2 separate regions of the Homo sapiens genome follow, and region 1 is linked to region 2. The links are chromatin loops, found by intact Hi-C in ENCODE. Cell type or tissue: MCF 10A. All regions are shown on one strand. Links, peaks and the distances in the headings refer to the core of each region. The heading gives the core; the rest is flanking DNA.

Evidence for each region. Hi-C counts contacts between places; a loop is a spot of excess contacts. Peaks named below come from ENCODE experiments on the same cell type or tissue, not always from the same donor. Only the 100,000 strongest peaks of a DNase experiment are listed, where the experiment ranks them.
Region 1: it touches region 2 in a loop (2.1-fold over the local background); 3 of 110 quality-filtered maps call a loop at or near these places.

The regions. Positions count from the first base shown.
Region 1 is chr14:28,490,732-28,499,102 of GRCh38, reverse strand. No RefSeq gene overlaps it. Among named protein-coding and RNA genes, the nearest start is that of LINC02300, 120 kb to the left of the region's middle. In MCF 10A, for the core only: no CTCF peak of the experiment used is centred there; a DNase peak (open chromatin) is centred at 4,692.
Region 2 is chr14:28,574,758-28,583,128 of GRCh38, reverse strand. LOC107984684 (a long non-coding RNA gene) reads right to left here and starts at 5,018. Exons shown (of 3, transcript XR_001750691.2): 1 at 4,958-5,018. In MCF 10A, for the core only: no CTCF peak of the experiment used is centred there; DNase peaks (open chromatin) are centred at 5,058 and 5,278.

The sequences.
Region 1 (8,371 bases), core at 211-8,210, 84 kb after region 2:
CCTAGCGGAGCTGTGAGAAGAGGGCCTCCATCCTCCAGACACCTGAATAGTAGATCCACCAACAGCTTGCACGGTGGGCCTGGAAAATCTGCAGACACTCAACGCCCACCTGTGAAAGCAGCCAGGAGGGGGGCTATACTTTGCAAAACCACAGAGGCACAGCTGCCGAAGACTTTGGGAACCTACCTCTTGCATCAGCTTGTCCTGGATATGAGGCATGGAGTCAAAGGAGATCATTTTGGAGCTTTAGAATTTACTGCCCTGCTAGACTTTGGACTCACATGGCCCCTGTAACCCCTTTGTTTTGGCCAATTTATCCCATTTGGAACAGCTATATTTACCCAATACCTGTACCCCCATTGTATCTAGGAAATAACTAGGTTGCTTTTGATTTTACAGGCTCATAGGCAGAAGGGACTTGCCTTGTCTCAGATGAGACTTTGGAATGTGGACTTTTGGGTTAATGTGGAAATGAGTTAAGACTTTGGGGGACTGTTGGGAAGGCACGATTGGTTTTGAAATGTGAGGACACGAGGTTTGGAGGGGCCAGGGGAGAATCGATATGGTTTGGCTCTGTGTCCCTACCCAAATCTCATCTTGAATTGTACTCCCATAATTCCCACCTGTTGTGGGAGAGACCTGGTGGGAGATAATTTGAATCATGGGGGCAGTTTCCCCATACTGTTCTCGTGGTGGTAAATAAGTCTCATGAGATCTGATGGTTTTATCAGAGACTTCTGCTTTTGCATCTTCCTCATTTTCTCTTGCCACTGCCATGTAAGAAGTACTTTTTGCTTCCCACCATGATTCTGAGGCCTCCCCACCATGTAGAACTGTAAGTCCAATTCAATCTCCTTTTCTTCCCAGTCTCAAGTATGTTTTTATAAGCAGCATGAAAGTGGACTAATAGAAATAGGTTAATTGGCTCACTGTATTCTTTGCCCACATTCCCCAATATAGAAACTATATCATTCATTATGAATGTAGATTTCCCCACTAGTGTACTTATTACTAGAATAATGATAAAGGTACAGCAGTGACACAGAGAACTAAAAGTTGTTGATGATTTGATATTCCTTTCCACTAACATTTGGTAAAAAGGTCTTAGAGTTTACTGTAGGGGAGAAAGAAGGAGATTTTGGAGATAAATAGAGTCTGCATTATGCCTGCATAGCCCACACTGTAGATGCTTTGCCTATATATAATTTAACCTTAACTGAAGTAAGCAGTCTTGACTTTTTTTTTGTTTTTTCTTCCTATGAGTTATAAGTTTGATGCTAATAAACTAAATAAATTAAATTTAGTTCTGAAAGCCAGTTCATCAACAAGATGTTTGATTTTCAAGGAAAAAAAAAGAGATTTGGTGTCTACTTCCAAGTTTTACTTATACTAACAGATTCAGCTGAGTATCAAACACACAAACAAAACTATTATCAAGATAACCCATTCATTTCAAAGTGAGATTGATTGTACAGCCTTCAACAAGGCTCCAGCTCATTTATATACTTACTACAATGCTTAGCAATTTCATTTGTCAGAACAGGCTGTTTGATGTACCAGTTCACAGTCTGACTTTATACTACATGGTCTTTTAGGAAAGATTTTCTTCAGGTGAAATGGTTTAAAATGTCTGTAAAACACTGAATAAGTTAGTGCCCAATAAATAATAATATATAGGTTTTGGTGATAGGTGACTGAAATTGTAACTTACAGTCAGTGTAGTAGGTCATATTGCCATGATTGTAAATATTGTTTTAAGGGTTTTATATCTAACACAGTGGCTGCATATGTACCTGTAAATAAATGATTTTCTCCAAGACAAAATTACCCAATATTAAACTTTTTTTGCAAATTAAGACACAATAAGAAAATATTTTATCAACAGTGGAAAAATGGCAATATGATTAAAAAATTATTGAGCTTTTGCCCTAAATATAAATTTTCTTTTTTCTAATATAATAGTTTTTTAATTGAAGATTTTGTTGAGATAATTTTAGATTCACATGCAAGTAACAGAGATATCCTATTTTTCCTTTATCAGTGTTCCACAATGGTAACATTTTTCAAAACTATAGCACAATATCACACCAAGATATTCACACTGATACAAGCTAATGATCCTATTCAAATTTCCTTTGTTCTTCCTATACTTGTTTGTGACTGTGAGTATGTATGTTTAGCTCTATATAATTTTTTCACAGGTGTAGATTGTGTATCCACCACCCCAATAAAAATATTGAACAGTTCTCTCACCACAAGGATCCTTCATGCGTTAGTCCGTTTTTGCACTGCTATAAGGAACTACCTGAGATGGTAATTTATAAGGAAAAGAGGTTTAATTGGCTCATAGTTCTGCAGGCTGTACAGGAAACATGAGGCTGGCATGTGCTTGGCTTCTGCGGAGGCCTCAGGAAACTTTCAATCATAGTGGAAGGTGAAGGGGAAGCCAGCACTTCACATGGCTGGAGCAGGAGGAAGGGAGAGAGGAAGGAGGTGCTATACACTTTTAAGCAACAGGATCATGTGAGAACTCACTCACCATTGCGACACAATACAGAGGGAAAAATCCACCTCCATGATCCAATCACCTCTTTCCAGGCCCCACCTCCAAAACTGAGGATTACAATTGAACATGAAATTTCATATTTGGGGATCCAAACCATATCACCTCACATAGTTTTACTCTTTGATTATCACACCCACCTCCCTCCTGCACACCACCACTTACCAGGTTGTCTAACTCCATACAACCACTACTCTGTTTTCCATTTATAAAATTTTATCTTGCCAGGCAAAAGCCTGTAATCCCAGCACTTTGGGAGATGGAGACAGGCGGATCTCTTGAGGCCAGGAGTTCAAGACCAGCCTGGCCAACATGGCAAAACCCTGTCTCTACAAAAAAATAGCTTGGTGTGATGGCACATGGTCTGTAATCTTAGCTACTCAGGAGACTGAGGCACGAGAATTACTTGAACCTGGGAGATGGAGGTTGCAGTGAGCCGAGATGGTGCCACTGCACTCCAGCCTGGGTGAGAGAGCAAGACTCTGTCTTAAAAATAAATAAATAAAATAAACAAACAAATAAATAAAATTTTATCTCAAAGCATTATATAAATGAAGTCATACACTAGGCAACCTTTTAGGATTGACTCTTTTCACCTAGCATAATTCCCTGAAAATCCTTTAAAGTTGCTGCAGGTATTAATAGAGCTTCTTTTTATTGCTGAATAGTAATCAATGGCATGTAGATAACAGTTTGGTACACCGGTCATGTGTTGTTCACATGTTAACATGTTGAAGAGTATCTGTGCTATTTTCAGTGTTTAACTATCTGTGTTCTCACTATTATGAATAAAAGTGCTATATTTGTTTACAAGCTTTTGGATGAACATAATTTTTTCTCTGTGATAAATGCCCATGAGTACAATTGCCATACAGCAATTGCATATTTACTTTTATAAGACTGTTAAAATTGTTTTCCAGAGTGGCTGTATCATTTTATATTTCCAGCAATGTAAGAATGGTGCAATTTCTCAGAATTTTTGCGAACATTTGGTGTTTTCACTATTTTTTTAAAATTTTAGTCATTTGATAGGTGTGTAGTGATTTGTCATTGTGATTTTTATTTGCATTTTTTATGTTGAGCATTTTTTCATGTGCTTATTTGCCATCTCTGTAACCTGTTTGGTAAACTGTCTCAATATTTTTATTCATTTTCTTACTAAATTTTTTAACTGTTGAGTTTTAAAAGCTTTAAATCATATTTTGTATACTAGTTCATTGCTGATTATGTGATTTGCAAATATTTTCTCTCATTCCATACCTTGACTTCATTTTCTTCACATGTGATTTTATGTATTAAAAGTTCTTAAAAATATTGATGAGATCCAAATTGTTAATTTTTTCTTTAATGGGGTGTGTTTTTGGTGTCATGTCTAAGAGTTATTTGGCTAACCCTATACCCTCAAATTTTCTCCTATATTTTTTCTAAACATTTTATGAGTTCACATTTTGTATTTAAATTGGTGATCATTTTTAGTTAGGTCAATGTTAATATTTTTTCTTGTGGATGTTTAATTTCTCCATCACCACTTGTTGAAAGGGCTGTCATTTTTCTACTGAATATCTTTTGCCCCTTTGTCAAAATTCAGTTGGGCACAGCTTTGTGGGTCTATTTCTAGGTTCTCTATTCTGTCCTATTGACCTACGTGTCTAGCCCTCTGCCATTATTGCACTATTTTGATTATTTTGGATATATAGTAGGCCTTATATCAAGTGAAGTAAATGTTCCCTTTTTACTCTTCTTTGTTAAGATTATTTTACCTGGTCTAGGGCCTGTACCTTTCAATATAAAATTTAGAAGAAACTTGTCTATGTCTACAAAAATCTTGCCGGGATTTTGGTAGAAATTGTTTAAAGCCTATACACCAATCAGGGAAGAGATTATCTCTTTATTCTGTTCAGTTTTCCAATCTATAAACATTATGCATTTCCATATTCATTTAGGTAATTTAAAATTTTATCAATCAGTATTTTGTAATTTTAAACTTACATATCCCACACATAGACCTGTGATAATTGTTATGTGTCACCTTGATGGGGTTAAGGGATGGTCAAATAGCTGGCAAAACATTGTTTCTAGATGCGTCTGTCAGGGTGTTTCCAGAAGAGATTAGTATTTGAATCAGTTAACTGAGTAAAGAAGATTACTCACCGAGGTGAGGCATCATCCAGTCCCTTGAGGGCCTAAATAGAACAAAAAGGTGGAGGAAGGGCAAATTTGCTTACTTTTCTTGAGTTGGGACATACATTTTCTCCTGCCTCCAACAGGTTCCTGGTTGGAGCCCCTGGTTGTTCACTCTTTGGACTCCATGATTTTCACCAGTGTCACCACTACCAAACCCAAGCTCTCAGCCTCAGAGTTGGAATGACACCCTTGGCTCCACTGATTTTCAGTCCTTCAGACTCAGACTAAATTTTACCACCTTCTTTCCTGGTTCTCCTGCTTGCAGACAGCACATTTTGAGACTTCTCATTTTTCACAACTGTGTAAACCAATTCCCATAAAAAATCATCTTATACATATGTATACATTATTTCTGTTTCTCCAGAGAATCCTGACTAATATAGATTTCTTTAGGAATTTATTTGTGGAGCAACTGTAAATGGCGTTGCATTTTTAAGTTTCTACGTGTTTATTGTTAGTCTATATAAATGTTATTGATTTTTGTGTGTTGATTCTATGACATTGCTAGACTCACTTATTTGGTCTAAAAGATTTAGTTTGTTTGTTTTTTTAAATCCCTTGGAATTTTCTATGTAAATGATCACGCCATCTTCAAGTAGTGCAGATTTATTTCTTCCTTTATAAACGATATCTCTTTTTGTTTGTTTGCTTTTCTTGCCTTATTGAACTCACTGGAAATTCTGTCTGAATGTCTGTTCAATAGAAAAAACAGACATTCTTGACTTATTCCTTGTTTGAAAGGGAAAGTATTCAGTCTTTTATCATTAGTATGATGTTAGATACAGGCTTATGTAGACACTCCATGAAATTGAGATAATTCCTTTCTATTCCCCACTTGCTGAAAAATGGGTGTCATATTTCATCAAATGCTTTCTCTGAGTAAATTTTATGGGCATATTTTTACATTTTAGCTTGGAGATATGGTGACTTATTTTGATTTTTTTTTTCCGATGTTGAACCAGCCTTACATATCTAGAATAAATCCCTCTTGGTCACAATGAAATATAATGAATTTAATGAGAATACTTTCAAAAAATTTAGATTGTTCTGAAGGAATTTCAAATAGCCATTAGATCTATTATTAATATTTCCAAACAGTTGTGGGGAAAGTGTCATAAAATTGGTAGTATATTCATTTTAATATATCTCATAAAACAAATCATCTACCTTTGTCCTATATGCAACATTTGTTTGAGAAGTAACGTATGATCACTGAATGAGCTCATTTTCTAATTACCTTAAAATGACCTTAGTAATCTCACATGTTTATAGTAGCAGAGTCCTTTCTCAGGTTTTCCAGTTTTAGGGTGATAGTTTCATTGTCATACGTATATTATAAAGGAAATTTAGCAAGTTGGCTCTTTTGGCCCTTTTTCCTAAAGTAGAGGCTTGAGTTTCAGTTCTATACCCGTTGAGCCTCACTTTTTTAAGAGTTGAGTTTCTCATACATAGTAATATGAATAATTTGTCATAAGGAGAGATAATACTAAGAAAAATATTTAATACAAATAAATTAAAATGCATTGAAAAATGAAATGCTGTGTGTGTGTGTGCGTCTGTGTGTATCAGGAGATTATTTTAAAATTTTACCAGAATGATTTCATCACACTTAAACAAAATTAAGTTTCCAGATTTATCTTGAACGTAACTGCCATTGTTTGAATGATGGTGTTGGAACTTAATCCCCATTGTGGTGGTATTAAGAAGTGAGTCCTTTTAATTACATCCTTAGGTCTCCTTCCTTGACTGCCCAGGGTCGTCTCAAGTCTCTGCTTACTGCATTCTAGTACAGTGCTCCTTGGCTACTTCAGCTGTGGCTCAAGTGGGCCCAGGTGTGGCATGGACTACCACTCCAGAAGGCACAAGCCATACAACTTCGTGGCATCCATGTGGTTCTAAATCTGCAGGTACACAGAGTGCACAAGCTGTGGAGGCATGGCAATCTTCACTGAGATTTCAAAGGATGCCTCAGGGCCCAGGCAGAAAAATACCACAGAGTGGGAGCCAGCACAGAGATTACCATAAGGGCAATGTTTAGTGGAGCAACCGAGGTACGGCCACTGCAGAAAGTCCTTACTGTGGCAGTGTTTAGTGGAGCCATGAGAGAGGGCCCATCTCCAAGACCCAAGAACTATAGAGACACCAGAGTGTCATATCAGCCAGGGAGAGCTGCAGGCATTTGACTCCAAATTAAGAAAGCTGTTGTGGGAGCCGAGCCCAGCAGAGCCATGGTGGCAGGCTCTTGCTGAGCCTTGGGCACTCTACTCCTACTCCAGCAGTTTGTACAGAAGACAGCACATGGAGTCAAAGATTATTCTTAAGCTTCAAGATTAAATGTTTGCCCTATAGGGATTTAGATTTTGTTGGAATCTGTTGCCTCTTTCTTCTTTCCTACTTCCTCCTGTTGGAATGGTAATGTCTGTCCTATGACTGTCCTATCATTTTATTTGGAAGTATATAAACTGATTTCACTTGCAGATGGAGAGAAATTTGCCTCAGGATGAATCATACTTTGAGTCTAATCCATATCTAATTTAGGCAATATTTAGATGAATCTTTGGACTTAGACGTTAAAGTTGATTCTGGAATGAGTTAAGACTTTTGGGGCTATTGGGATGGAATGAAACTATTTTGTATGTGAGAAGGACATGAATTTTGGGAAGGGGGCAGGAGCAGAATGCTACGGTTTGAATGATGGTGTCCCCTCTGAAATTTATGTTGAAGCTTAATCCCCATTGTGGTTAAGCTAAGAAGTGAGGCATTTTAGGAAGTGATTAGGTAATGAGGACTCCTCCTTTGTGAATGGGATGAAGGCCACACAGAATTCAGCTATCTCTTTTTAATTATTTAATTATTTTTAATTATTTTAATTATTTACAGAAAGGGTCTTGCTCTGTCACTCAGGCTGGAGTGCAATGACACAATCACGGCTCACTGCAGCCTTGAACTCTTGGCTCAAACCATCCTCCTGTCTCAGGCTCCTGAGTAGCTAGGATTGCAGGCATGCACCGCCACACCTGACTATTTTTAAAATATTTTATATAGATGAAGTTGGGCTATTGCTCAGGCTGGTCTTACTCTTGGCCTCAAGTAATCTAGGGCTCAGGCAGTTATGTTTTAGTAGGAATTTATCTATAACACGAAATTCTAAAATGCAGAATACCACTTCATTTTACTTGCATTTTTAAGTCTACTAAAATAATGCCTTTGTATATAGCCTCTTTTTCTTTTTGAGGTAGAAACACAAATATTTAAGAAATAAGCATGTCCTTTAAAAAAGAGTACATGGGAAATTAGTTTTCTTTTAATCAAAAATAAGTTAAACTGGAAAAATTGATTTTTTCCATTAAGAAACTGATGGATTTTCTTGATAGCATTGAAAATTAGTTGACAGAAGGTAAACACTTAGCTAAAATATATTTAGAACTTGGTAGAATATTAGCTACAAGATAATGACATCTTAGGCATAGAATGAATTAAAATTGCTTAGCTATGGAGCAAGGGTATAAACATTGAAAATCAGCACTGGAATCACAAGATAAAGATAATAATAATAACACCTTCCACATAGAGTACTTAACTTCATCAAAACACGTTTGCTTGCATTATCTCCTTTGATTTTCA
Region 2 (8,371 bases), core at 64-8,063:
GATTTAATGGTCTTGTATGTTTCCTCGTATCCTAAGAAACACATATACTCACACATACAACTATTGGAACTAATGAATGAGTTCAGTAAGGGTGCAGAACATTAGATCAATACATAAAAATCAATTGCTTTTAATATATTACCAATAAACATTGTAAAAATAACATTAAGAAAATAATTCCATTTATAATGCATCAAAAATAATATTTAGTTATACATTTAATAGAAGTGTAAACTTATACACTGAAAACCATAAAACCTAATCTCACAGAATTAAAAAAGATCTACAAAAATGAAAGAACATCTTGTGCTCATGGATTGGAAGAGTTAATACTGTTAAGATGTCAGTACTCTAAATTGAACTATAGACAATGCAGTGTCTATCAAAACTCCAGCTGGCTTTTTTACAGAAATTAATTTTCAAATCTGTATCTGATCAGAGATTTCTATTCAGAAGCCATAAAGAATGCCTATGACCGAACGATAAAAACAATTTTAAATGAGCAAAGAATTTGAATATGCATTTCTTCAAAAAAGATATACAAATGGCCAATAAGCAAAAATAATAATAATGATAATAAAGATGTTGAGCATCATTTATCACTTTTCAGATAAATAAAAATCAAAACTACCACTTCACATCCACTAAAATGGCTATGATCAAGAAAACAGATAATAATCATTGTCAAGGATGTGGAGAAATTGGACCCTAATGCATTGCTGGTGAAAATGTAAGTTGGCGTAGCCATTTTGGAAAACAGCTTAGTTAAACAGTCAGAAGATTAAACATGAAGATACCTTATTACCAAGCATTTCCATTTCTACTAAGAGAAGTAAAAACATATACCCACAAAACACTTCTACACAAATGTTCATAGTAGGTTTAATCATAATAATTGAAAGATAGAAGTAACTGTTCAAATATAACATGTTGCATAACACACAGTTGAATACTATTTGGCAATAAAAAATGAAGTACCAATGCATGCTACAACATGGATGAACCTTGACAACCTTGAGAAATGGGAGGTGATAACTAATGGGTATGTTTTTCTTTTCTTTTTTTTTTTTAAGGAGGAACTAAAATATTCTAAAATGAGATTGTGATAATAGTTACACAACCTTGTAAATACACTAAAAATACTGAATTAGATATTTTAAATTGGTTAATTGTATATGTGAATTATATTTCAAGCTGTGAAAAAGATATGAACTGTTTAAGTAAACAAAATAACAATATATTATTATAATATGTATGTAAATATAATGGATGAAAATAATAACAAAAGCTAGAAGGAGATATATTACTGTAAAGTTCTTATACTATTAGTCAACAAAGGATCTAAATTGAATTATAAAAAATACTAAGATAATCCAAAAGTTGTCTGAAAAATAGGAAAAAGAATATATGGGAAAAAGGAGAACAAATAGTAGAGGTACCTTTATTTCAAGGTTGACTATAAAGCTTTGTCATCAAGAGTGTATGCTGTTGACATTAATATAGAGAAATACATCAATGGAACTGAATAGATAACTTAGACATATACAAACATGTACAATTGATTTTTAGCAAAAGTGAAAAATAATTCTGTGGAGAAATGATAGTCTTAAAGAACAAGTGATTTGGCAACAACTGGATATAAACATTCATGCAATGCACTTTGATTGATGTCTTGCGGCATACGCAAAAGTAAGCTCAAAATGTATTACAGACCTAGAAATAAGTCTGAATGCAACAAAACTTGTAGAAGGAATCACAGGAGAAAAATTTTGTGACCTTGTATAAGGTGAAAATTTCTGAGACACAACAGCCAAAGGCACAATCACAAAAGGAAAAATTAACAAATTTGGCTCTATCAAAATGTAAAAGCTTGTGCTATTTGGAAGATACTGTGAGGAGAATGAAAAACAAGCTACAATTCACAATAGCAAAGGCATGGAATCAACCCAGGTGCCCACCAATGGGAAACTGGATACAGAAAATGTGGTACATATGCACCGTGGAGTACTAAGCAGCCATAAAAAGAACAAAATCATGTTCTTTGCAGCAACATGGATGCTGCTGGAAACCATTATCCTAAGTGGACTAACACAGAAACAGAACTCCAGATACCAAATGTTGTCACTTACAAGTGGGAGCTAAACATTGAGTAGACATGGTCATACAAATGGGAACAAGAGACAATAGACATTGGGAAATACAGGAGAGAGGACAGAGGGAACAGGTTAAGGGTTGAAAAAAAGTACCTATTGGGTACTATGCTCATTACTTGGGTGACAGACTCATTCATACTCTAAACCTCAGCATCATGCAATATACCTATATAAACAACCTGCACATGTACCCCTGATACTAAAATAAAGTTTGACGAAAGGAAAGAAAACAAAAAGGACAAGCTATGGACTGGGAGAAAATATTTGAAAAATATGTGTCTAATAGAGTATATAAATATCTGTCTAATAGAATATATATAAATAGAATAAGATATGTCTAATAGAATATATAAAGATCTGTCAAAACTCAATACAAAACAACTGAATAAAATGGGCAAAATATATGACCATGCTTGTCATCAAAGATGATGATATAGAGATGGCAATAAGCAAAAAAAGAGATGCTCAATATCATTTAGTCATTAGAGAAATGCAAATCAAAATCAAGATGAGATACCACTACATAATTATTGATAGGCTATAATTACAAAGATTGATCATATCGAATGTTGGCAAGGATGTGGAGGAAGGGGCATTTCTTACACTGCTGGTTGCAAAAAAAAAAATGGTACAACCACTTTGGCAATGTCTTAAGATGTTAAACATCTTCACAATGTGCTTATTTCACGTTGCATGCCTGTATCAGAAAAATCTTAGTTACACCATAAATATATACTCCTACTATATACCCACAAAATTTTTTTTAAAAAGTTAAACATGTACCTAACATGTGATGCAGGCTTTTTATTCCTAGTCATTTGTCATTAGGATGTGAAAGCCTATGTTCACGAAAAAACATATATGAATATTCATAAAATTTTAAAAACAGTTTATTTTTAATTGCTATTTTTAATAGGTAAAGTTGAAAAGTCCTTCAACATATGAACTGATAAACAAATGGTAATATATCTATACAATGGAATAGTACTCAATAATAAAGAGAAATAAGCCATTGGTACAAAATGATTTTGCCCAGTGAAAAAAGTAAGAAAAAAGCCAGAAAAAAGCAATAATCAGAATATGCTCATCTAACAGCAATGTTACACTCAAGATTTTACAGATGTATGTGAAATATTAGTTGAGAGTGACTAAACCCACGTAATATAAATATCTATTGCCATTTATTTTCTTAAATTGTATTAACTAATATTAAAAGTTAATTTATTTCTATAAAACCCCTGGAAGATAACTTAGGAAATACCATTCTGGACATAGGACTTGGGGGCAAAGATTTCATGATGAAAATGCCAAAATCAGTTGCAACAAAAACAAAAATTGAAAAATGGGACCTAATTAAACTAAATAGCTTTTGCACAGCAAAAAAACAAACAAACAAAAAAACTATCAACAGAGTAAGCAGACAACCTACAGATTGGAAGAAAATATTTGCAAACGATGCATCCAACAAAGGTTTAATATCCGGAATCAATAACAAACAGAAACAAATTAACAAGCAAAAAACAACCCCTTTAAGAAATGGGCAAAAAACACGAACTGATACTTTTCAAAAGAAGACATACATGCAGCCAACAAGCATATGAAGAAATGCTTAATGTCACTAATCATTAGAGAAATGCAAATCAAAACCACAGTGAGATACCATCTCACACCAGTCAGAATGGCTATAATAAAAAGTTAAAAATAACAGATACTGGTGAGGTTTCAGAGAAAAGGGAATGCTTGTACACTGATGGTGGGAATGTACATTAGTTTAGCCATTGTGGAAAGCAGTTAGGAGATTTCTCAAATAACTTAGAACCAGCAGTCCCATTACTGGGTACACATACCCAAAGGAATATAAAACATTCTACCATAAAGATACATGCATGCATATGTTCATTGCAGCACTATTCATGATAGCAAAGATGTGGAATCAACCTAATTTAGCCCAGCAATGGTAGACCGGATAAAATAAATGTAGTAAATGTACACTATGGAATACTACACCACCGTAAAAGAAGAAAATCATGTCCGTTGCATCAACATGGATGGCGCTGCAGGCCATTATCCTAAGCAAACTAACACAGGGACAGTAAACCAAATACTGCACTTTCTGACTTATAAGTTGGATCTAAATATTGTGTACATATGGACACAAAGAAAGTAAAAGACACTGGGGAGGGTGGGAAAAGGGTAAGGATTGAAAAGCTACCTGTCAGGTACTATGCTTATTACCTGGGTGATGAAACTATTTGTATACCAAACCCCCGTGACACACAATTCACCCACATGAATACCTGCATATGTACCCCTGAACCTAAACTAAAATTTAAACAAGAAATATGATCTGCTGGATTTCTACTTTCACGATGTTAGCTTCATTTTTAGGCATAAAACTTTTTGTTATAAATACTTTTTCTGGTGTTTGAAAATAATGTATATGCTCTGTTTATTTCCCATAAATGCTACGCATTTGTTCATCTAGTTAACTCACCAAATTTTCTAAAAAAGTTATTTAACATTCAGAAAAAGTTAATTTAGTTTTTTGTTCTTTGCATGTACACAAAAAACATGAACATTGAAAATATTGAAATATTTTAGAGCAAAGTTTTTAGAAAATATATAAAGTATATTAGATAGAACTTTTGTTGTCAGTAACAGAAATGAATCAAATCAAGCAAAACAATTTATATTCATATTTCAGAAGTTATAGGACCAAAATTGAAAGGAAGAAATGGCTGGGGACAGAACAAAAATACAAACTACAATTCTCATGAAAAAAGTATTTACAGTAATAGAATTACCACAATTCCTGACGATTCTGTGCACCTGGATACTCACGTTGCCTGGTTCTTTGGCAATCTTAAAGTACGGCACTGCTGCAGCGGTATAAATAAGTATCCCACTAGCCCTCTGGCATGGGAGACAGGATGGAATTGTGTGGAGAGGAAGAGAAATATTTCAGAATAGTTTTGAGATAAAAGAAATGTGAAGCAACTGTGGTGTGGAACAAAGCACTGGAAAAGATGGCATAATTTCAAAGAAATATTTTTGTGGTCTGCAGATCCTCTTGCAAAGTGTTTGAGAATTTGAAATAGAAAATTGAGTTATCCTGAGTTTACTCTTTGGTCTAAAAACTGTGCTTCTTTTGTGTAACATAATCTCAATGGGATTCTTCCCCTGTGAATCACAGGAAACAGAAAATAGTCTTCATGACTCTTTTCACAATTCTCTGAAGAATAACACATATCAATTTCATTCTAGATGCATAGGAAAATAAGTTAATTCATACATAAAATGGAGGCCTTTAGTGCATTTGGTAGGGGCTTAATTTTTCATGGAATCCCAGTTAAGGAAGGCCTAGAGTACATCACAGGCTTTATTTAGGACTATTTCACAGAAATCAAGGGCAAAAAATGTACAACTAGTCTTTTGGAAGCTGACATTTCCTGGCCAAAGAATCAGATTAAGTTTTAATCAGGCTATTTCAAAGAATTGGTGACAAACAGCAAAAATTGGCTGCTGAACACTGAGTCCTGCTAGGGGATTAGCCAATAGGATCATTATGACCCAGCCAACGTCCCAGAAGGGCATAGAATAGAAAGTGTGTGTGTCTGTATGTGTACGTGTGTATCTGAGTATAGAGGAAGGTTAGCTTTGTTTCTTCATTTTCTTGAGTTATACATGTGCTACTCGTCCTCTTTGTTTTTGTCCCATGTTCATCTTTGTCCCATATGGCTCTGGACTTACATGACACATTATTTTTTCCAAGGATCCCATTTTCTTTTATTTTTCTTTTTAATATATTTCAGTAGGTTTTGGGGGAACAAGTGGTGTTTGGTTATATGGATAACTTATTTAAGGGTGATTTCTGAGATTCTGGTGCACCCATTAGCTGAGTGGTATACACTATACCCAACATATAGTCTTTTAACCCTCACCTCCCTCCCACCTTTCCCCCTGAGTCTCTAAAATCCACTGTATGACTCTTATGTAAGGCCCGCATTTTCAAACTGCTCATGTATTCTTAGAAGATTTGCTTTTCTTAGACTAAGTGCGCTGGCTCGTGCCTATAATCTCAGCGCTTTGGGAGGTGGAGGAGGGAGGATACCTTGAACCTAGGATTTCGAGACAAGCTTTGATAACATGGAGAAATACCATCTCTACAAAAAAATAGCCGAGCATGGTGGCATGAACCCGTAGTCCGAGCCTGTACTCAGGAGCCGGAGGTGGGAGGATTGCTTGAGGCTAGGAAGTCCAGGCTGCAGGGAGTCGTGATCATGCCACTGCACTGCAGCCTGGGCAACAGAGCCAAACCCTCTTTCAATAAACTTTGCTCTTTATTATGCTCTGTAAAATGAGAAGTAGTAACTTTCTTTATAATCCAAGGAATGATTTTCGTCTATGTTATAGTTCTAGTCTTCTACTTTCAGCCTATGGTCCCAGTTCTGTAGTCCTTTTTCATCAAATAAAAGATCATATTTATTTTTTGCTTTTTAAAATTGATTTTTGAATAGACAATTTATAAAAACAAGATGAAGTCAAAAAGTTACAAAAGATATTTCATAGAATTTAACACTCAGTAATTCTGCCCTGATGTAATCAGCATTATTAATTTTTTATGTAACTTTTCCGATATTTTATTTATGTGGAAGTATATTTTTATGTATATTATTCTGTATATCTGTTTTCTTTAACAAACGTTAGTTACTATAAATACTAATATATATATACTGCTTTTTTCCCCACAGTACAGAACATTTAAATCTTAACATCTGCTGTAAAACTAACTTCCTTAGTAAAATGTAAAATAGAAAATGAGAAGAGAATTTGATTCCTTTGACACTGGTTATCTTCTCTGGTTGCCTAAATTTCACTTTTTGGCTTAACCAGCAAATGAAATATGTATATGTATAGGTCACATTACAAAATTTTGTATTAATTAAATGCATAGTTAGATAAAATAATTTATTATATAACTTTAAAATAAATTCTGAAAAATGTGTTTAAGTGAATCTTTTTTTGATTTTAAATTTTTTTCATGTAGACAAGACTTTAGAGTAGCGCTAAACTTTATTAAGAGATCAGATATATTTAGTAAGAGATCAGTTCTCATAGTATTTATTTTCACAAAATTTGTGTGATTAATCAGTCAAGCTTCTTGCCAAATAAGAGAGTCAGTAGTTTTTAGCATAATGATCATTTGTAAGGTTTCTTGGTTTAAGCTGGTGATTTTGATCTCTAAGAGTTTCACATTTATGCCACAAAATGTGAGAACATAAAACTACTCATTTGCTAATTTGGACATAATTTTACATTGCAAAACTATTCTTATCTTACAATTTAGCTTTTGTAATACATAAAAGATAGCTTTTATATTATTTTGGAAAAAGTTGTCGGATTACAAAATATAGTTATTCCTATTTTGGCCTGTTGGAATCTGACATTCATTTGTTTGTGAGGAATAACCTGGGAAATACGGCTTTATAGCACTGGCACTTGCGAAATAGAAAATGTAATTAGCTTGAGATGTAGTAAATGACTTTGTTTTTTCCATAAAGCCAACATTATGCCAAATAACAATAACTCTTAGAAACATTTCTAAGTCATTCTATTTTATTTTTAGTTTTATAATATTTACTTGTAAATTAAATTTTACTTGTCAAATGAAATAGTTTTCTAAATGAGTAGAAAACACCTCCTGTGGTTGTTTCTAATTTCATTTTCTGTTAACATAGCTGTTGGCACTAGAAATACAGAACAATTTTCAGAGTACTGTCAACCATGTAATTTCTTGGCAAATACATGGCAATTACTTCCATGTAATTATAGTGTCAGTCTATGGGATTACACAGCTTAGTCTAGGAAGACAGTTACCTGGTCATCTTGTCCATCATTCTACCGTATTTGTTTCCTGTGTCAATGTCCTGGTCACACCATGAATTATGGCTCCCCTTAATACTGCAGTCTGGTCAAAGCTATAGAATTCAGCTAAAGGCAACTCATTTTCTTATGTTCCTAGATTATTCCTTTGGATTAAGACTAAGGCACCGTTGTGGGTTAACTTTTGTTACTTATTAATGCTCCAGGGGCATGTAGTAATGAATGTTGTGGAGTATCTTTAAAGAATCAATAGAAATATTAAACCAATTAATTAACATAAATACAATATAAAGAAAGACAAACCATTAAAAAGTGTGATAATTTTAACTTTAGAA